Linked DNA regions of Mus musculus: region 2 is linked to region 1. A link is a loop called in an ENCODE intact Hi-C map of the cell type or tissue named here. Cell type or tissue: left cerebral cortex. All regions are shown on one strand. Links, peaks and the distances in the headings refer to the core of each region. The heading gives the core; the rest is flanking DNA. Region 1 has its middle 210 kb from the start of Gm39550. Region 2 has its middle 15 kb from the start of Gm39550.

What was found. Hi-C counts contacts between places; a loop is a spot of excess contacts. Peaks named below come from ENCODE experiments on the same cell type or tissue, not always from the same donor. Only the 100,000 strongest peaks of a DNase experiment are listed, where the experiment ranks them.
Region 2: a loop joins it to region 1, with 3 times the contacts of the local background. A loop is called at or near these places in 5 of 42 quality-filtered maps.

The regions. Positions count from the first base shown.
Region 1 is chrX:168,410,861-168,421,865 of GRCm38, reverse strand. It overlaps a transcript of Frmpd4 not described here. Among named protein-coding and RNA genes, the nearest start is that of Gm39550, 210 kb to the left of the region's middle. In left cerebral cortex, for the core only: a CTCF peak has its summit at 6,256 (motif pointing left); a DNase peak (open chromatin) is centred at 6,247.
Region 2 is chrX:168,633,864-168,644,868 of GRCm38, reverse strand. No RefSeq gene overlaps it. Among named protein-coding and RNA genes, the nearest start is that of Gm39550, 15 kb to the right of the region's middle. In left cerebral cortex, for the core only: a CTCF peak has its summit at 4,971 (motif pointing right); a DNase peak (open chromatin) is centred at 5,016; H3K4me3 peaks cover 937 bases; H3K27ac peaks cover 301 bases.

The DNA.
Region 1 (11,005 bases), core at 3,358-8,357:
AGATCAAATTTGAAAAGGTATTGAGGAGGGTAGGAAGTCACACCTGTAAGTTTTTTAGGGCATTTTTGTACAATGTTAGCAGGTAATGGCAATATGCTACCTGCTCTCCATGGCATCCTAATCTTTCATGCCTGGGTGACTTAGAATGTGTTTGGTTCTTTTCCTGTCATGGCTGGTGGCTGTAGCAAGGGGGGGGTATTGCAGTGTAATTTGTTATTTTAGCATAAAATGGCAGAAGAGTTTATTGTAACCCAAACTCTGGCATCCATCCTAATCTAATTTTCTCTTGCCGTGACTTAAGAGTGATGTTGACTTTCTTCCTAGCTGACACTTTGCACCACCAGGTTCGAATCTTATTTATTTGCTTTTCTCTTTCACTGTCATTTCATTGGCTTCTTTCTCCCCATCTTCTCATGAGAGATAAGGGTTATGATTTAAATGAAAGATAGTAGAGTATGATAATGATGTAGCCACTGAGTTATCCAAAAATACTTTCATATTTATAAAAGTTCAGAATAAAAGTACATGTTCAGTTACTTTGGCTATCAGTGTGTAATAGTTTCTGTGGTCAGCTACCAGGTTATTTTGTGCCAACAGCATAGAGAACAATTTCAAATAATCAGTAATTCATTTTTTCAATAATTTTATTATTCACTATCACTATCCCATTATACTTCTTTCAGTCATTTTCTGCTATTATCACAGCCCCACAGCAATACAAAAGTATTGGGTATTAACAAATTATTCAAATGTCTTTGAAAAAAATACTGTATTAGTGATTCAGAGGTCCAGGCTTCTAAACAATTTTCTGTAGTTTCTTTTGGGTCTATCAGGAGGTGAGTTCTTTGTTCCTCTTTTGTGTTTTCATCCAATTATAAGTAATTCTATATGAAAGATATGATAATTTGACAGACATTAAGTTGCTATTTTATTCATCTTGGACCAGTATAATAAAAGATCATAGACTGTGTGGCTTAAATGGCATGCATTTCTCACAGTTCTAAAGTCTGTAAGTCAATGGGTCAATATAACAACATATTTTGTTAACATTGAGAATATCTGTCCTGAATCTCAGACAGCCACCTACTCACTAAAGCATCATGTGGCCAACTCCATCATAAGAACACTGTCCCATCAAATATGACTAAAAAGAAGAAAAGCAGAAAAGAAGAACACTGTCCCATGGCTTGGGAAGATTGTTATTCAGCGATTAACAATCATGTTTCAGTGATATTTGTTACATAATTCTCATTTGAAAATCTCCTTTGTGGCTATTGTCATTAGGAACAGGAATCACTCTCTTATGATGAAATTAGAATTTCAATAGCAATGGCTTCTTATTGTCTTTTCATTCACCATGAGATAGAAGACCTAGAAGACAAGAAGCCAGAAGACTGAAAACTGAGGCTGAGACATTTGAGCTGCCTGTGGGTTTTAGGAAGTATGAGGATTCTGGACCTGTTTTAAATGGAGTCCTCACACAATTGGTGGATTTTAAGAGTGACTTTTCTTGGTTCTGCAACAAAATTTGTGACCCACCTCCAACAAACAAACAAACAAACAACAAAAACAATAACAATAAAATAAAACCTGAAGGAAGGAAGTTTGTCATCCAATCTATCATGGAGAGAAAGGGATGACTAGCTGCTCATACTATATCTGCAATTAGGAAGCTGAGAGCTGATCCCAGGGGCTCGTTTCCTCTGGTAACACTCCTCCTCCTAAAACTTTCATAGACTTCGAAAATACCATCATTATCCAGCTGGGGACCTAGTTTTCAAACACCGCAGCTTATGGAAGATCTTTCACATTCAAGCCACAGCACTGCTGAATAACTATGATACGTTAATCTTCACTATCAACTTGGCTGGACTTGAAATCACATAGGACACATATGTCTAGGTGTGTATTTCCAGAGGCAGTCTATCCAGGAGAGAAGAACCTTCCTGGTTGGATTCTTGAGTAAATAAAAAGAGCACTCTGTTTCCACTCATGGCTTTCTGGTCATGACTTTCCTATCATAGCAGAGTATATCTTTCCTCACACAATGAGCCAGATAAACCCTTTCTAACTCAAATTGAAATTGTTATGTATGTTCTCACATCAACTAGAAAGGTAACTAGTTTAATAACTGTATGATATAGATCACAGGTAACTGAAAGGATTTTTTTTTTTTTTTTTTTTTTTTTTTTTTTTTTTTTTTGTAAAACATTGGAAGAAAGCATGGCAGAAGAAACTGGCCACCAGCAATGACTACTGAACACTTTCTACATCTTTCTATTAAATGTGAAATGCTGGAAAGATGAAGCCACATGTGTTTATGTGTCCGTATCAAACATAGATTATAACTACCACTCAGATTATGCTGTTGAACTTTCCTAAATGATAGTATTTTCAGTTCAATATGTATGCTAATATATCTTTAGTGAAGATAAAATTGAGTAAAATTTTGGTTTCAAAGTGAATTAAAGCAGCTTGAATTTGCATACAATGCAAAGTTCTTGAGCCAGATGATCAAAATAGCCATTGCAGCTGTGCAATACTAATGAAGTACAAGGAATCCCATTTTCACCTCTTTCTAGCCCTGTTTTCTCTTTCTCAATTTAAGCCAAAATAACAAATCTAGTTCTCTCAAATTCTGTCTTTTAAATTCCATCCTTTCTTGTTTGAAGTCAAGGCATTTAATTAAAAAAGTAAAGTCACTGAGTTATTACAAATGTAACGTATAATCAAAATTTACCCCTACAACCCTAACCTTACTCTTTAGCTATAAAATGGCTCTATCTCCTCCTTTTTCTCCTCTCCTCTCCCTCTCTTCTTTAGTGACTATTATTTTAAAGTCTGTGCTACTGCATTTTAACACAGTCCATGTCTGATTTTGAGAATATTGTGTAAAATTTCAGGATATTGTGAAAGGATTTCCAATTTACTATGAAAGACCCCCACCTTTTGCATCCTTTGCTTTCAACAGACAATGCAAGTGTTTCCCATCTTCCCATCTAGTGAAAGCATTTCCACTTTTACTTTTTTGTGCTCTCTCTCTCTCTCTCTCTCTCTCTCTCTCTCTCTCTCTGGATATGTATGTGTATAAGTGCACTCACCCATGTATGTGAGTGTAAAGGCATAGGTTGATCCTAGGCATCTTCCTCTATTACTCTATACCTTACTTATATGTTTGTTTTTCAAGACAAGGTCTCTCTGTGTATTCCTGGTTGTTCTGTAGCATGCTCTGTAGAACAGGCTGGCCTTGAACTCACAGAGATCCATCGCCTAAGTTTTGGAATTAAAGGCAGGAGCCACTAGGTATCACCTTAATTTTTTTGAGGAGGGGTCTCAGTGAATGCAGAGCTTATCAATTTACATATACTGGCTGGGTAGTGAGTTCCAGAGATCTACTTGTCTTGACCTCTCCAGTTGTTGGGGTTACAGGTATGTGTTACTACACTCAAATATTATATGGATGCTGAAGGATCAGAACTGAGGTTCCCATGCTGACATGGGAAACACTCTACACACTGATCCATCTTTCCAGGACCAGTGTCTATGTCAAGAGCCTTCCCTGGTGAAGGTAAACTTCATTAAGTGACACCTTACTGGGAGGATCACTATCACTTTCATTGCAACTGCCCATTTGCTCTTGATCCAAGTTGGCTTGAAGGGCAAGGAATATTATTAGGAGCTTAGCCATAAGTAGACAAGAGCCTGACGTGGGTTTTAAGTTGTCATTCTATCTTGTCCTGCCTCCATGGAGTCAAGTGGGTTTACACAATTAACTCTAAAAAATATCGAGTTTCATGTCTTTCACCATTCTCAGGAAGCAAACCAGAATTGATTGTGCATCAGCCTGGACCTCAGCATCCCATGGGAGGCCAATATTCATCAGCCATCCTTCAGGATCAACAGAGACAATCCAAGGACAAAGCCATTACTTATCTTTGGATCGCTTTTCTCATTTTTATGTTAGGACTTGGACATGTTGACCGTCCACCTTACATTTACATTTTATTTTCTCATTCAATTAATTAATTATATTTTTGAGACACAGTCTCACTATATAGCCCTAGATAACCTCGAACCCATTGCACAGATCAGACTGGCCTTAAATTCACAGAGATCCACCCATCTCTGTTTCCCAAGTGCTGGCAGATGTCCAGGCCTGGCTGGGTTTCCTTTTTAATGAGACAATAGTATCATTGTCTTGTAGAAAATAAATATTATTTTGGTGATAACAGAAATCACTCTTCAAATAACAAGGTTATGCCTTTGTATTACTTTCTATAGTAGGCTTACTTGGTTGAATCCAGGGTAACATTTCTGATTCTCTTTTGGCACCAGACAAAGCTCAATTTTATGTAGGCAGTAATATGTGCATCCCCAGGGTATGAGTCTAAATCAATGCTCTAAACTGATACATTAAGTCAATGTGTGACAATTCCATTTCCTTTGACAAATATGTTCCTTTTTTGGCCCTTCTTACAAAGTAGGTAGCCTCATGATTCTTGACCAACGAGAGGGTAGGACTTTGACAGAACAGCCTGGAAATGCATTTATTTACTTTTGGTCTGCCTTAGGTATCCCAGTTTCTGGTATTTTTTTTTCCATTTGTTCAGATTGTATAATTCAGTTATCTAGTTCAAGTTTGCAGACTTATGTCCTGTACCAATTCTGCTACCAGTCATTCTCAGCCTTCCTAATGCTTCAGCCCTTTAATATAGTTCTTCATGTTGTGGTGACCTGACTATAAAATGAGATTTTGTTTCGACTTCATAGCTGTAATTTTGCTCCTGTTATGGGTCACAGTGTAAATATTTTTTGGAGATAGAGGTTTGCCAAAGGGATCACAATGCACAGGTTGACAACCAGTGAGTTTTAGCTTTTGCACTTTTCAACATCATTTTCATCTGCTCATTTTTAATACCATTTCTGTTATTATATTCATAGTGCCCAATCACTGATAGTCATTATAGTTAAAAAGTCTCAGAGAAACCTACCTTCCCTTCATTTTTATTTATTGATTGGTTATTTTATTTTCCATTTGTGAGTGTTTTGCTTGCATGTATGTCTGAGCAACACCAGCATGTCTGGTGCCTGAGGAGGCCAGAAGAGGGTGTTGGATTCCCTGGAACTATATGGGTACCGGAAATTGAAAGGGAGCTCTGTGCAAAGAAGGCTCTTGACCACTGAACCCTTCTCTCCAACTCTCCCTTTGAATTTTAAAACACCTTGATAATAACTGTCTTGAAAGCTGCTGAATCCAGGTATTAGATCTGTTCAGGGCCACTAATTTGGTGATCTTAAAACCCCCTTTGTTGTGTTGATTAAGAATTACACTGTCCTGCTATTTTCTTGTTAAAATGGACTTTGAAAGGTGAATATTTTCATTTTGGGTTTTCTGCTGGATGGGTGTTCTAGTACAAGTGGGTACTGGTGAGGGCTACAGACTAATGACTTTCCAGTCTTTATGGGGGGAAGGAGGGAAAGGAGAGGAAGAGGGAGAGGGAGGAGAGGGAGGAGAGGGGAGAGTAACTTCATGAAAGAACTTTCTGAAGCCTGTTTTATAAGGGCTTTGTTCTATTCATGAGACCATTACCCCCAAGTTATAATTATCTGCTGAAGGCCCCAATCTACCTTCAAATACGAATATATTGGCAGTTTGGATTTGAACATATGGATTTGGTGGGGGGATACAAACATTTTGTCCATTGTAAAATATTGTACAAACTATGGACTCTGAGCAATTCTCCATAAAGGTTGTATGTGATGATTTTTTTCTTTTGGTTTTGTTTGTTGACCTGCTCTCCATCCATATAGAATTAGTTCTACTCTTGCTTCAGTCCCCAGGTTGTGAACTGGGATAACTGCTGTTTCATTTTTGTTTATCTTCTTGTTTTGTCGTAAACTTGAGTTCCTTCGACTTAATTAACCTCTGCTCTCTGCTCTTTCAGAAGGCTTTTACCCTCTGCTGACAGATTAGGGTGTGAGCATAGGCTCACCCTCCACTTTGGAGCAGTTGTCAGTATTGAATTATTTCTCATAGGTTATCTTCTCATTTGCAAGCAGTCTCTTTAGGGCCCCCACTACCCCGGATCTCCAATTCCAAATTCTTCCCGTTACTTTTCTGGCTTTCCAGCTGGTATACAAATCCAAGTGCAATACAGAGCTGAGGATAGTCCCCTTTTGCTTCCTGTGGAATCTGTTATTTTTACTGGCAGCACAAGTCTCACAGAGGCCTTTTGCCTCTGCTCCTAATCAATATAGCTCCATCTAGCGGCAAATTTGATTTTACACTGTTAGCTCACTAGACTAAGAAACAGTACCACTTTCCTGATAAGCCAGGTGGGTGGATAGGACTCTCTCTCTCTCTCCATCTCTCTCTCTCTCTCTCTCTCTCTCTCTCTCTCTCTCTCTCTCTGTGTGTGTGTGTGTGTGTGTCTGTGTGTGTCTGTGTGTGTCTGTGTGTCTGTGTGTGTTTCTGTGTGTCTCTCTGTGTGTCTGTGTTTCAATAAGGCCCCCAACATCACTATTTCACTCAGGTTTACTAGTTCTTCATGAGTAAGTATATCTAAAGTTGTCTATCCCTACTTTGTTTTGCGAGTCTTAAAATGACTATTATTGGCAATTTTGTCTAGTTTTTATAATTTTGGGGGGAAGAGATTTCCTGACTGCTTTATTCTGATGTTTTTGACAGTCTTTATTTTATATCTAATATTATCTTTTGCTATTAAGTACTTCATTACTACAATAATTGTGCTTGGTTATGACACATAGTCCTTTTATAAATTGCCATGTTTAATTAAATTAATTATTTTATTTTATTTAATTTTTGAGGCAAGATCTCAAGAAGTAAAGGCTAGTATGGAACAGCTACCTAGACCATGCTGCCCTGGAATACCTGACCTTTACATTTCTACTTCCTAAGTAGTATAACATACAGACCTATACCACCAAATCACAGCATTATAACTTCACTGATTGATGGATTTCTTTACTGACAATGTCATTCTATGTAATCCTGGTTTGCTAGCCTTGACCTCACTGGGTAGACCAGGAAGCCTAACTAAACTTGTAGTAATTGAAAGATTACTACGCCATCCCAGTACTGGGATTACAGTCATGTTCCATCACAGCCAGCATATTTTCCTACTTCATCTTGTGATGTTTCAACAAGGACTTCCCTGTATGTGTCCATACATGGTACTGTATTCTAGTTTTATTTTCGTATATCTTTGAGTTGGTCTCCCTTCTCTCATGGATCATTGGCCAGTTTGGTCCACAAAGGCAATAGAAGCAGAAATGTCAAATGTAGGGGTTGGAAGCTCTATGAGTATGTATGCAAATAACCAAACTGGAACTAGCTATCAGGAGGCAGATCAACTTTACTTAGGGTGATTGAAGGCTTATAAATTATTGGGGGATTGAGGGTAGTAATATTCAAGATGGGCAAAGGTCATTGGCTGGGGGCCTAGGGTATCTGAAATGCCTCATTAGCATGGGGAAGCATTTCAGGAATCTCAGGTGCTAGCTGAGCAGGTTTTATCAGGAGAAAAGAAATTGAACCTGTAATCTAACTAAGGCTATTTGACATGCCTCAGGTAGAGGCATCTGTGGGGGCTTAAAATTCCCCAGACAAGGTCAGAGAGGGAGAAGCCCTGATAATGAAGGGAATCTCCCATATTTCACCTAGCCCAGAGGTTATTTGGTCAAGGTGATCTTCGACCTTAATTAGCAGAGTTTTCCCACATTTTTGTTTTGGTATCTGAGTAGTGCTTATTTAATAAAATTAATTGGCTCTTAGGTTTTCTGGAAAACTTTGTATATAATTGGTCTTATTACTTTGTTACCAGAGTCCCCAACAGAGAGATTGTCTATTATGCGTAAGAGTCCTGACAGCTTATTTTGGGCTCTTTGTTAGTCTAGTCCAGAGGTCAGCAAGTACTTTCTGTGCAGAGATAAATGATCAATAAGGTCGAACATGCAGTCTGTATTTCAACTAGTTGATTTTGCTATTGTACTGCAAAAGCAACCATAGACAGTATGTGATACAATAAATACAACTTTGTGTCAATAAAACTTTATGAAAACAGATGGTAGCTCTAATTTGACCTATGGGTTGTAATTTTAAGAAACATTATTTCTGGGGTTGTCGGATGGCTCAGGTTAAAGGGAATCTGACACCCTCTTTAGCCTTTTGTGATTATTAGGTATGGATGTGGTACACAGGCATTTATGCAGTCAAGATACCCATACACATAAACATAATAAAAATTTTAAATATTTTTATATTTCTTTTGGCCTTTACTTTGAAAGTTTTAGTGATGTTGGGTTAGCCTCTCTGCTTTATATGTAGCTCAGCTTTGGGAAGTGACCCTTCAAAATAGCAACTGATGCTTTTATCCTCCTTAGTGATCAAAATGAGATCATTTACAGGAAATATATTTAGCTCCCTGGCTTCTATCTAAGTGATCAACACAATGAACAGACAGTTTTAGCAGACTCCTGCTTTCATAAGTTAGCTAGCAAATAGTTTTTTTGGAATAATAAACACATAAAAGAAACATAGAGGCTCAAATCTCTCCCTGGACAAAAATGCCTCTGACAGATGAGTCTGCTGGTCTCAAAAGCTACTGAACTTCTCTCATCCTGGGGAGAAAAAAATATCCTACTTGTACATGGTGACAAAACAAGATTTGGAGATTTGCCTGTGGGTGACCTTTTTCTTAAAACAGACAACTTTTAGAAACCCCATCAATACTTTCAATTTTTAAAAATATGCAGAAGCACTTTGCTGTCTGACCACAATTGTAGGACATGAGAACTAATGGCTGCCTTTGATATTTATAGAAGAATAAATAAGATTATGGTGGGGAATGCAGTGGTAGCTTTTTTTGTTGTTGGTTTGTTTGTTTTGTTTTGTTTTGTTTTGTTTTGTTTTCCGAGACAGGGTTTCTCTGTGTAGCCCTGGCTGTCCTGGAACTCACTTTGTAGACCAGGCTGGCCTCGAACTCAGAAATCCACCTGCCTCTGCCTCCGAAGTGCTGGGATTAAAGGTGTGCGCCACCACTGCCCGGCTCAGTGGTAGCTTTTTACAGACAATAGCAAATATGAACCAGAATGTATAGATTGACAGTTCTTCTCCACAGAATGGGATAGAGAGTTACAGTTTTATAAATTTATTTCTTTTAATTCTGAGAACAATGCTGACTATTCCCAGTATAGACACCAAGAAGGTACAATTAAACTGGGCATGGTCATGAACCCTGCCAGGAGCATCCAGTGTGTGTGTGTATGTGTGTGTGAGTACTAAAAGTCCAGCCTTCAGGGTCAACCTACGTAGTACTTTTGATGCCACCTTGGTGTACATGAGACACTGTGCCAAAAAATACTTTGTGTGTGTGTGTGTGTATGTGTGTGTGTGTGTGTGTGTGTTTGTATGCACACATATAGTAATAAAATAAATATCTAAACAAAAGGGGTGGCAAAATGGCTTACTGAGTAAAAAAAGCTTTTTGCACAAGCTTAAAGACTTTAATTCAATAATCTGAACTCAAATAAAGGTAGAAGGATAGAACACCACCTCCAAAGTTGTCCTCTGACCTCCATATGCACTGTGGCATGTATATGTTTACACTTACATCATGCAACCATACATACACCCACACATACTCATGCACTCACCCTTAAGTTAACTGTTTAACTAAAGTTAAAAATGTTTCAATTAACAAAAATTTTTTCGTATGATATATTCTGATCATAGTTTTTCCTCCTCCACTTCTTTCCAGATTATCTCCACCCAACCAACATCCAACTTCACAATGCCCTTAATTTCTTTATGAAAAAAAAAAAAAACAGGGAAAAAAAAGAAGAACTACATACACTCATACACAGGCACACACAAATACACACAAAACCCCATAGAAACACAAAGTCATAAATCATAATACACAAGCCAAAATAAAACCAAAAACAAATTTAAAAAACCCAAGAAGATGGAAAATGCCCAAGCAAAGCAATATGAGACAAAGAGTAGACAAAAATACTTTTGAGTTAATTTTGTGTTGACAGTCTACTGCTGGGCATGGGTCCTATTCTCAAGTGTAGAGCATTTCTTAAGTGTTAATTAGCCATTTTTGTTTCATCTATGGAGAATTCTCTTTAGTTATATCCTCCATTTTCAATTGAGTTATTTGGGGATTTGATATCTAGTTTCTTGAGTTCTTAATATATTTTTAATATTAGTCCTCTATTTGATATGTAGCCATTCTGTAGGCTGCTGTTTTCTCTGATTGACAGTGGCCTTTGCCTTAAAGAAGAATTTCAGTTTCATGAGGTCCCATTTATTAATTGTTGATCTTAGTGCCTGTACTAAGATCTATTCTGTTCAGAAAGTCTTCTCTTGTGGCAATGAGATCAAAGCTATTCCCCAACTTCTATCAGATTCAGTGTGTTTGGCCTTACATTGAGGTCTTTTGGAGTTGAGTTTTGTACAGAGAGATAATTATAGATCTATTTGGATTCTCCTATGTGCAGCCATCCAGTTTGACCAGCACCATTTGTTGAATATGTTGTCTTTTTTTCTACTGTGTATTTCTGTTTTAAGAATTAGGTATCAGACATTTATGGATTTGTTTCTGGGTTTTCTATTCAATTTGTCTGTTTTCATGCCAATAACATGCTGTTTTTTTATTATGGTAGCTCTGTAGTACAATTTGAGATCAGAGATGGCGATACCTCCAGCTATTCTTTTATTATTCAGTTTTTTTTGTTTGTTTTTTTTTTTTTTTTTTGTCTTTTTGAGCCAGGCTTTCTCTACGTGGCCTTAGATGTCCTTGAACTCACTGTATACCAGGCTGGCCCCAGACTCACAGAGATCCATCTGCCTCTGTATCTCAAGTGCTGAAATTAAAGATGTGTACTATCACTGCTGGTATTGTTTTACCTATTCTCCCTTCCCCTCTCTCTTTCTCTGCTTCCATATAAACTTTAAAATTTCTCTTTGAATTTCTCT
Region 2 (11,005 bases), core at 1,904-6,903, 220 kb before region 1:
ACCCACATGGTAGCTTACAATTGTAATTCTAGCTCCACGGGATCTGACACAGACATGCGTACAAGCAAAACACGAACACACATTTTCTTAGTTAGGGTTTTACTGCTGTGAACAGACACCATGGCCAAGGCAACACTTATAAAGGACAACATTTGGGGCTGGCTTACAGGTTCAGAGGATCAGTCCATTATCATCAAGGCCAGAACATGGCAGCATCCAGGCAGGCATGGTGCAGGAGATGCCGAGAGTTCTACAGCTTCTTCCGTAGACAAACAGGTGAAGAATGGCTTCTAGGCAGCTAGGATGAGAGTCTTAAAGTCCATGCCCACAGTGATTCACCTAGTCCAACCGGGCCACACCCACTCTAACAAGGCCACAACTTCTAACAGTGCCACTCCCTGGGCAAAGTATATACAAACCATCACACTAAATAAGTAAATAAATAAATGTCATTTTAAAAAATAAATTGCATGTTGTACTGGCTAGTTTTGTGTCAACTTGACACAGCTGGAGTTATCACAGAGAAAGGAGCTTCAGTTGAGGAAATGCCTCCATGAGATCCAGCTGTAAGGCATTTTCTCAATTAGTGATCAAGGGGGAAAGCCCCTTGTGGGTGGGACCATCTCTGGGCTGGTAATCTTGGTTCTATAAGACAGCAGGCTGAGCAAGCCAGGTGAGGCAAGCCAGTAAGGAACATGCCTCCATGGTCTCTGCATCAGCTCCTGCTTCCTGACCTGCTTGAGTTCCAGTCCTGACTTCCTTGGTGATGAACAGCAGTATGGAAGTGTAAGTCGAATAAACCCTTTCCTCCCTAAGTTGCTTCTTGGTCATGATGTTTGTGCAGGAATAGAAACCCTGACTAAGACACATGTGAAAAACTGAATCATAATCTAAACACTGTTGGAGGAAATGCCTAGTAAAGTTCTTTTTAATATACATTTTATCTATTATATATTGAAGCATTTTATTAAAACTCAACACAAAGCCATGGTATGGTAGACAAACTGCAAAACTTTTCTAAAACTTTACACTGGCAATATTCTCACCATACTCTTTCATCCCTAATCTTTGTGACTTTGAAGTCTCATAAAGAAGTAATATCTGTTTTCTTTACATCTGTCTGGCTTTGTGAATTGCTGTGGCCAAGAAAATATGTCAGAAAGGACTTGGCTTTCATCACCCCCCTTCAAACCTTGCTGAGATATGAACAAGTCCAGGGGAATCTGCCAAGTGGTGCAAGCCAAATGCCTTGGCTGTTTGCATCACACCAACCAGTGTTCAGCTAACTGCTCACCATGTGAAGGAAACTATTCTAGATCAGCCTGGCCTCAAGGCTAGATCTGGACATGAGCAAAAACTCTTCAGGTAACGTAAGCTGTAGGACAATAGTAAGTTAATATTGGTTTAAGCCACTGAGATTTGGAGTGGTTACTTAAGCATCAGTAGCTAACTTCACTTGTGCCTCTGTTCTGCTTATGTTTTCTGATCTGTCATCTATGGTACAGCTCAGATTTCATTGCTTTGGCCAAAGTGGATGAAATTTGGCATATTCAGAACCTATTAGGGATTCTAGGAACATAAGTTAGCTATGGCCATTGCTCAGTTAATGAGGATAAAGGCGCATTATACATCACATGATTTTGTAGTTAGCATGGGATCTGGTAGAGAGAGGCATTAAGAGATTTTTGTTTTTATTTTTGTTCTTGTTTTTTTTTTTTTTTTTTTTGTAATTTCCAGAAAACTCTAGACTAGCTTTCTCATCACTATGACAAAATGCCTGATATAAAGACTGTAAAAGGAGGAAAAATTTTTTTTAGCTTCAAATTTCACAGGGTTTCATCTCTCCTGGCAGAGAGGGTGTGGCTGAGTAGAGTATATTAAACCACAAGGCAGGAGCCAGTAGCAGGGCCTGTTCATCTTCCTGTAGACCAGTAGTAGACAGACAAGGAAGCTGACCAAATCTTAGAAGGCTGATCCCTAAATGCCTGCTTCCTCCGGGTAGGTCCTGCTAGCTCTCAAACCGTCCAGCAGTGAACATAAGAGCCTTTGGGGACCTTTCCTATTCAGATATAATAACCATGAAAGAGAACAGAAAATATATTTGCACCATCAGATGAGCTGTTACTGATCTGTAATATTTGTTACTCAGTTTGAAATAGAAAGAAATGCTTTTGGGTTGAGCTAACGTTCTCTTTCATCTCTATTTCATCCCCTACCTGCCCTTTTCTCAGAGTTGATATTAGCCTGAGTCTGCAGTATTGTAAGCTCAGATTGTACACATGGAACATGGTACTCGAACTCATCATACTTTTGACATACATGTAGCTGTTTTTTTCTACAGACATCTGAATGTATATATACCTGTCATATATACACATATACATGGTTTTACATACATGCATTTAATTATCCTGATAGCTATTATAGGATAGCCTATCATGGATACAATACCCTCTACTAATCCTTTTGCCCGTGTCTTTCACTAATTCAGCTGTTCTGTCATCTATGGTACAGCTCAGATTTCATTGCCTTGGCCAAAGTGGATGAAATTTTGGCATATTCAGAACCTATTAGGGATTCTAAGAACATAAGTTAGCTACGGCCATTGCTCAGTTAATGTTTACAGAGTCCTTTGTATTCAAACAAACTCAGAAACTGGAATGGCTAGACAAATGCCTGTTTGACTTTCTAGAGTTTCTTCAAAGGCCTGGCTTTAGGAATTCCTTGGTATTTTGTTGAAGGCTGATTTTCTTGCGAGATTTTTTTTTTAAATAAAAAGATTTATTTATTTATGAGTACATTGTAGCTGTCTTCAGACACACCAGAAGAGGGCATCGGATCCCATTACAGATGGATGTAAGCCACCATGTGGTTGCTGGGAATTGAACTCAGGACCTCTGGAAGAGCAGTCAGTGCTCTTAACCACTGAGCCATCTCTCCAGTCCTGAGACATGTTTATAACACAGGAAGATACTAGGAAAATACTTAGATGAAAACTTGACATTTCTTTGAAACATTCACCAAGTTTCTTCATCTTTTCCATCTTACTCCTGGTGTTTTAGGAACAATTAAGTGTGCCTATTTGGTGGTCATCTGAAAATCAGAAGTAACGACAAGAAACGAGAGCAACTGTAAGTTCCCATGAGTAAAGATTAGCAGCAAGGAACTGCTACTTTGCTCACCAACGGGTTCCCAGGGCAATGATTTATTCCTCTTTATGAAAGATGAATTGAGTGGTCATCCAAGGAATACTACCAATATTGTGCTGAGTAGAGGAAACACCACATTGGATCATTTCTGAAGGGGTCTTAGATTTGCTAGTCAGTGAGGCAAAGCAGTTCTCTCCCCCTTGGATTCCTGAGTGGAAAGGTCCAAATTGAAAACCTGTACATTAGGGGCTGGAGAGATGGCTCCACAGTTAAGAACACTTGTCCTTGCAGAAAACCCAGCTTTAGTTCCTGGCACCTACACGGTGACTAATAAGCATCTATAACTCCTGTTCTAGTAGTCTTAAAGCCTTCGTCTGTCCTCTGCAGACACCAGATACATGCAAGGACAGCATTCATACGCATAAAATAGTAATCTTAGAAAGACCCACAAACAGCAAGAAACCTGACTTTTACTGTGCTGAGATATCATATAGAAACATACCATGGTGTACTTTGGCAAAAAAAAAAAAAAAAAAAAAAAAAAAAAAAAAAAAAGCAAAACCAAATTTCCCTCTTAGGAATGAGCAAATTATTCTGGCAGACTGAGCAACAAGTAGCTAAATGACCTTACATTATATATGCCCCTTCTCAAAAGTGAACTAGCATATAAGAATCCTATCCTCATAAATGTTCCTTTCAACAAATTGTATGTACCCTCTGCTCCCGAGGCCGAGCCCAGAAGGGCCAACCATAGCAGGATGATGGCAACACCCCCCCCCTTGCTTTCAATTTGTAAACACATCTGAGAGCCGCCCTCTACTTTTGCATTATGCCAGGTTACATTACAGATCCTCTTAGTTTTCAACACTTATAACTATCTCTGCTGGTTTGCAGAATAATACAGCACATATTTTGTAAAGAAAAAGGCAGAGAAATTAAGCTATTAAAAAACTACACATTGTCCTTATAACTCCCTAGGATAGAAAGGAATGAGAAGGTAGACAGGGTAGTAAGGGATAGAAGTGGGGAGGGGTAGTGTATATGTTCACAGATTTGAAAAAGAAATAAAATGAAAGCAAACAAACAAACATACATCAAGGTTGGGCTTGATGGTGCATGCCTTTAATCCCGGTACTAGGGTGGCCAGGATGTAAACACCTCTATTAGTTCAAGGCTATCCTGGCCTACATAAGTAATTCTGGGTCAGACAGTACTACATGGTAATACCTTAGCTCAAATCATCCCTAATAACAATGATAACCAATAATAAATAAATAAAGTTTGTATTACTGAAGTAAATTCTTTTTTGCTTCCAGAAGTCACTCTTAAAGGAATATCTGATGGTAGTTTCTTTGCTCTTGAGTTTTGGGGAGTGAGGCTCTAGATTTTTAAACATCAGATATATTTTGTGCACTTGAGGGAGTATTTATTTTTATTTAAAGTCTACATTTATTTATTGTATGTATGCACATGTACACACAAACACACACCACTGCAGATGTGAGGTCAAAGGACAACTTTCTGACATCTGTTCTCTTCTTTCAGGGCTTGGTTCCTTATTTCCTGCAGAGCCATGTCGCTGGCCCTCTGGAGGGGAATTTTATAAAGAGATTTCAGATGTTGCTCTTCTTTCAGTGATGATCAAAGGGCTAACAATCCACTTTTTTTCTGCAGCACTCTGGCTTTTCTGAGAATAGCACTCTTGTCTTTTTTGGTTGTTAGCCTAGCATTTAATGGCTGAGCTACCTCTCTAGCCCAGAACAGAACTCTTCAAAGCCCATTTTCTCTTTGCAGGCGTCTGCCTCCACTTTCGGTTTTGATTTGCCAGTAGGGGGCAGTAGGGAAGGAAGGCGGGACAGGAGGCGGGGGCTCATCATGATCTGCTTGCTTGCTTGTGCTGTCTCTGGCGATTACAGTCGCCAATTTTTAACACTTCCTGGACTATCTCCTTAGTAGGCACGAAAAAGCAGCAATAACTCCTCCTCCTCTAATATGAGTCTGGGGCTTGAGTCTCTCTCCTCAACTCCTGGTCTAGCAGCTGGCCCGCACGCCCTCTCCATAGGCTTAACAGGAAGAACTGGTTTGCAAGCCAGATTGCTTTCTGCACACATTTTCATTCAGCCTTCTTTCAAAAACTCCTGTATTAACTACCCGTAGTCTTTACTGATTTTGACGCTGACTCAGGAATGCCTCCTCTTTAAATACTAGGTCCACACAGGTTGTGCCAGAATCATTCTGCGGACACGACCTCTAGAAATTCTGTTTCTGTTTAAGCTTTCTAAAACGAACTGCAAAACTTTTAATGTTTTTATTTCCCTACTTCCGAGAGAGTTGGCTTGGGATCATTCAGAAGCTAAAAGTTTGAAGCAGATCGACTTTGAAATCCAGACCCTTGGTCCTTTTTGAAGTTTTATGATTTTTTTTTTCAGTTCCCTGGAAGATTATGGGATTTCGAAAATCCTTTACTTCTCACTGCTGGGAGTACAGGTTGGGCGGTCATCCCCAGCCTTTTGTTATGTCTTTTCTTTCCCTCAAGAAATTAGCTCTTGGGTTTACAAATAATACTACACTTTTCTGTTTTCTAACATTTATTTTTATGCTTTAATTATTCCCTTCATCCTACTGAGACACATTTTTCTAAAGATGCAAAGATAATTAATATCCTTTTAGGTAACCATTCTCTCTTTCTCTTAAAATAACAGGCATCCAGTGTTGCGATTCAAAAATACAAAGGCAAACTAAAAGGCAGACATATCAAAGCACAAATAAAAAGAGAGTCAAAGCCATCCATTATCCAATTGCTATAGCTGGCCACTGGAATCTGGCACATTTCCTTATAGTGTCCAATTTCGAAAGCAAATTAAAATTAAGTTCTCAGCTGTAAAAATTTATTACATAAAATTTACCAGATTAACTTTTTCCTTTTTTAATTTTTAGATCTAAATACTTTACTTTCTATGTATGAATGTTTTGCCTGCATGCTAGCTTGATTCCCTGGAATTAGACATGATTGTGAACCTCATGCAGGTGAGGAGAATCCCAGGTCCTCTGCATGTTTATTTGTTTTGTATAAGATAGAGTCTCAAGAACCCTATGCTGACCTTGAACTTATTACATATTGGAAAATGACTTTGAACTTCTGATTTTCTTGATTCTCCCTTGAAGGTGAATTAAAGGTCTGCCTCATCATGCCTGGCTTCCCATTATCATTTGTTTTTTCTTTTTTGTTTTTTTTTAATTATTACTGTGTGTATGTGGGGGCAGGAAGGGGTACAAACCATAAGGCCTGTGTGTTGATCAGAGGACAACTTGGCAATGGTGCTGGGTCTCTCCTTCCACTGAGTGTGACTTCTAAGAAACAAATGGAAGTTATCAGGCTCGCATCTCTGCAAGTGTCTTTACCCAGTGAGCCATCTAACTGGCCTCCCCAATTAGCATTTTAAGTGTATAGTTAAATATATGGAGCAAATCATTAGAACTTTTCCCTCTAGAACATCTCAAAGTTTTTTCATAGAAACAAAACCTTTTAATTTTCTACACTTCCCAGCATTTGTCAAACACTAGTGTACTTTATCTCTATCAATGTGGCTATACTGTGGACCTCCAATAAGTGGAACTCTGCAGCATTTGTCTTTCTGTGTCTCAATTATTTCTCTTAGCATAATGTATTTAAGAGTATTTATGCTGTAGCATGTGTTGGAATTTCTTCCTCTCTTAAAAGGAACAAAATACCGATGAAAGGAGTTCAGAGATAAAGTTTGGAGCTAAGAGGAAAGGATGCACTATCCAGAGACTACCCCACCGGGAGATCCATCCCATAATCAGCCACCAAACCCAGACACTATTACATATGCCAGCAAGTTTTTGATGAAGTGACCCTGGTATATCTGTCTCTTGTGAGGCTATGCCAGTGCCTGGCAAATACTGAAGTGGATGCTCACAGTCATCTATTGGATGGAACACAGGGCCCCCAATGGAGAAGCTAGAGAAAGTATCCAAGGAGCTAAAGGGGTCTGCAACCCTATAGGTGGAACAACAATATGAACTGATCAGTACCCCCAGAGCTCATGTCTCTAGCTGCATATGTAGCAGAAGATGGTCTAGTCGGCCATCATTGGAAAGAGAGGCCCCTTGGTATTGTAAACTTTATATGTCCCAGTACAGGGGAATGCCAGGGCCAAGAAGCGGGAGTGGGTGGGTAGTGGAGCAGGGTGGGGGGAGGATATAGGGAACTTTCAGGAAAGCATTTGAAATTTGAAATGTATATAAAGAAAATATCTAATAAAAAATTGTGAAAAAAAAAGGAAGACCATATTGTTTTTCACTTACTTGCCGGTTGATATTTAGGTTGTTTCTGCTTTTTGGCTATTATTATTAAGAGAAATACTGCAATAAACATTAATATGCAAATATCTGTTGAGATCCTTTTGACTAGGTGGTAGTAGTTGTAGGCCAGCCATTTTTGGTTTCCTAAGTCATTTCCTGGTTTGTTTACTATGTAATAAGGCAAGTCTATTGGAGGGAAAAATGCTTTCTTCAAAGGAGAAGTGTTGAAACCCTTGACCACTGAGACAGCAAGTTAAAAAGAATCTAGCCCAGCATTTAGTTTATATTGTGCGTGTTGTTGTTGCTCAATGTGTTGGCCCTTTCTGAGATTATTCTCCATATTTTATGTCTGGTCTAGGAGGGGCAGCTTTCCTCCAGTGGCTCACACTGCCATCCAAACATGGTGAAATTTCTTGATTTTATGTTATAAAATGATTAAATTGTGTTTTCCTAGGACTACTTTTAAATAGCTTTTTGAAAGTTGGGAAATATTAAATGGAACACAAAAACCTTAAGGTGAATTCCTTTATGGCTATGCAGTGACATACTCGGTGATTTAAAAGAGCAGTGATTGATGCTCCTCACTCTGTCAATTGCACTAAGCCAGAAAGTTCCACCTAGAGTGTTCAGGCCCTAGACACTTCTATGGCTGCATCCTACCTGGGAGCTCATATGGATCTAGGACTTCAAAGATGGCTTTATCAAAGACTGGAATTAGGCCTGGGGTGTGCAGGCCTTGCAAAGCTACTATCAGGAGATAACAACCTTTCCACGGGGTGATTTGAGGATCTAACACAGAGGCTCTCAATCTGTGGGTCATGACCCATTTGGGGGATGGAGAATCAGATAGGCTGCATATCAGACATTTACATTTACAATTCAAAACAGTAGCAAAATTACAGTTATGAAGTAGCAATGAAAATGATGTTATGATTGGGGGTCACCACAACATGAGGAACTGTATTAAAGGGTCACAGCATTAGGAAGAACCATTGTTGTAAGAGAAGTAGAAGTCTCTAGGCATCTTCTAGCACCTTCTCATGCCAAAGCAAGTCATAAGACCACACTAGATTCAAGAGACAGAAAATAAATTGATAATGAGAATGGATTTCTTAGAATCTACCAAAATGTAATCTAATTCACAAAAACAAAGCAATAGACACTGAACTTTATAGGTGTTTATTCATTTGTGCCACAGTAATAGGATAAAATAAAATGTCTACTCAGTCAGCAATTGTCTTCTGGAAAGAGCTGGTAATAAGTATTTTGAGCCATGCAGTCCCTCTCCCAACTAGTCAAGCTCTGCCATTGTATGACAGCAGATGTGGAGAGTAGGTAAGCAAATAGATAGAATATGAAGCTCAGCTGAATCTGGTGCTCACGTGGAACAATCCTTACCTAGTGTGCTCCAAGCTTTGGGTTCCATCCGGAGGACTGAATAAGCTAAACCTGCTGCTTCACATCTGTTATTCCAACACCCGGGAAGGTTGAGCTCATCCGCAGTTACATGGCATGGCCATAGACAACTTGAATGAACTGTGTGAGATGCTGCCTCAAAATAAATAAACAAATAAAATTTTATTTACAACAGCAGGTGTCAGGCAAGGTATGTCCTGTGAATTGTGTTTTACTGACATCTGCTCTAGAAAAAAAACAATAGTGCTTTGACTGTGTTCTAAATGTATTGAAAATTGATTATGTAGGATGGAGATTTCAGATTCTAATAATACTACCATAAGCTATCCAAAACCAAGGTTAAGATGGTAGTGGACATATACTGAGCTTGTGTGTATGTGTGTGTGTACTAATCATGCCATACTAACAGCAGTAGGCAGCCAGCATTCTATCTCCGTGTTTGTTTAAGTACCATTGCCTTTTTAGAGCCTATAAAATCACTTACTGTCCAGGGAGAAAGGATAGCTAATAATATAAAATCCTATTTGGGAAGCAAAGGCAGATAGTGGGGTGGTTGATATTTGCAAAATGCATTTACTAGCTTTATCTTCCCCGACTCCAAATATTTGCTCTCTTGAGTTCTGAATAAGGAATCAAAGAGAAAGTCACAATTTCAAACCCTTCTTGACCACTTTTGGTAGTTATTGCTTTTCTTTTCTTTTTTCTTTTTTTGACCTCTGTGCTTTGTTGAACTCGTAAAATCTCATATTTCATCCCTGAAACTTTAGCACTGTATGAGATCATTTTTCCCTTGCAAATGAGACACCAGAATAGAAATTCTCTTTCATCTTGCTGCTTCATTCTTCTTAGGTGTTAAATGACAGGTACTAACAGTGTGTCAGAACAAAGGTGAAAATGCTACCTTTGGTGGTAATGTCATTGTATTTTCAGCCTGCTGCCTCGGCCAGGCTATCACCTCCAGCCTAGAGAGGGAGGGACTTCGAGCCTCAGGCTCTGGTCTCCCAGGAGCACAGCTTTTTACAAAGTATTTGTTGCACATGTGTGAAGGGATTTGGTTCTCCTCCCTTGGGGATTTTGGTCCACAAAGCTCATGCAGGATTAAAATAGCACTGGGCATTCAGGGTCTCGAGCAAACAACTGTGATCTGAAGACAGGAAAATTCTGCTTCATTCAATAGCCATGGTTGCCTAGGCTCCTCCCCCTGCTGCCTCACAGAGTTCTCTCCTGGGCCTGATGTGAAAGTCTGTCCAGGAATTGGCTCAAACCAAAAGGAAAAAGAAATAGAATTCATTTCTAACAGCTGTTGAAAGTGAGTTTTGCTCTCTTAGATTCTTTGAAATCGATGATTCTTTAGTACTTTCATTTTGTGAAAGGGAATATACCACTTGAAGGTTGGCTCCGCCTCTTCAACCTGCCTGGGACCAGCCTTCCAGAACCCAGCATAGAAGTTGGTTTCCTGGTAGGCACCATTTTCTTTTTATGTTTCTTTCAAGAACATCCCCAACTACTTGCTGACTTTTATGCTTCCTCAACAATTTTATAGTATGAACTTACCATGTGTTGGGTTATTTTAAATGTTTAAGTGAGCATCTGGAATTTTCCTTGATCACTCTTGCACGTTATTGTTCGGAGGCAGGGTCTTTTTTTTTCCCTTTTTTAAAAGATTTATTTATTTAATGTATATGAGTACACTGTAGCTGTCTTCAGCAATCAGCAGTACAGCTAGTCTTCCATGGTGGTTAAAACAAGACTCAGCCCCATAGTCTCATATATTTGCATGTGCTTCGACAGTAGTTGGTAGAATTGTTTGGAAAGGATTAGGATATGCAGGTTTTTTTGTTGGAAAAGGTGTAGGTTTCAAGAGCTAACTGCTACGTGCTCTCTCTTTCTCTCTTTCGGTGTGTGCGTGTGTTTCTCTGTCTCTTTCTCGCCTTCCCTCCCTCCCCCCACCCACCTCCAACACGTACCTCAGAACGTAAGCTCCCAGCTACTGCTCCAGTGCTATACTTGCAGAGCCTGCTTGCTGCTATGTTCCTTAACATGGTGGTCATGGCCTCACCGTCTGCAACTGTAAGCAAGTCCCACAATTAAGTACTTTCTTTTATAAGGTGTCT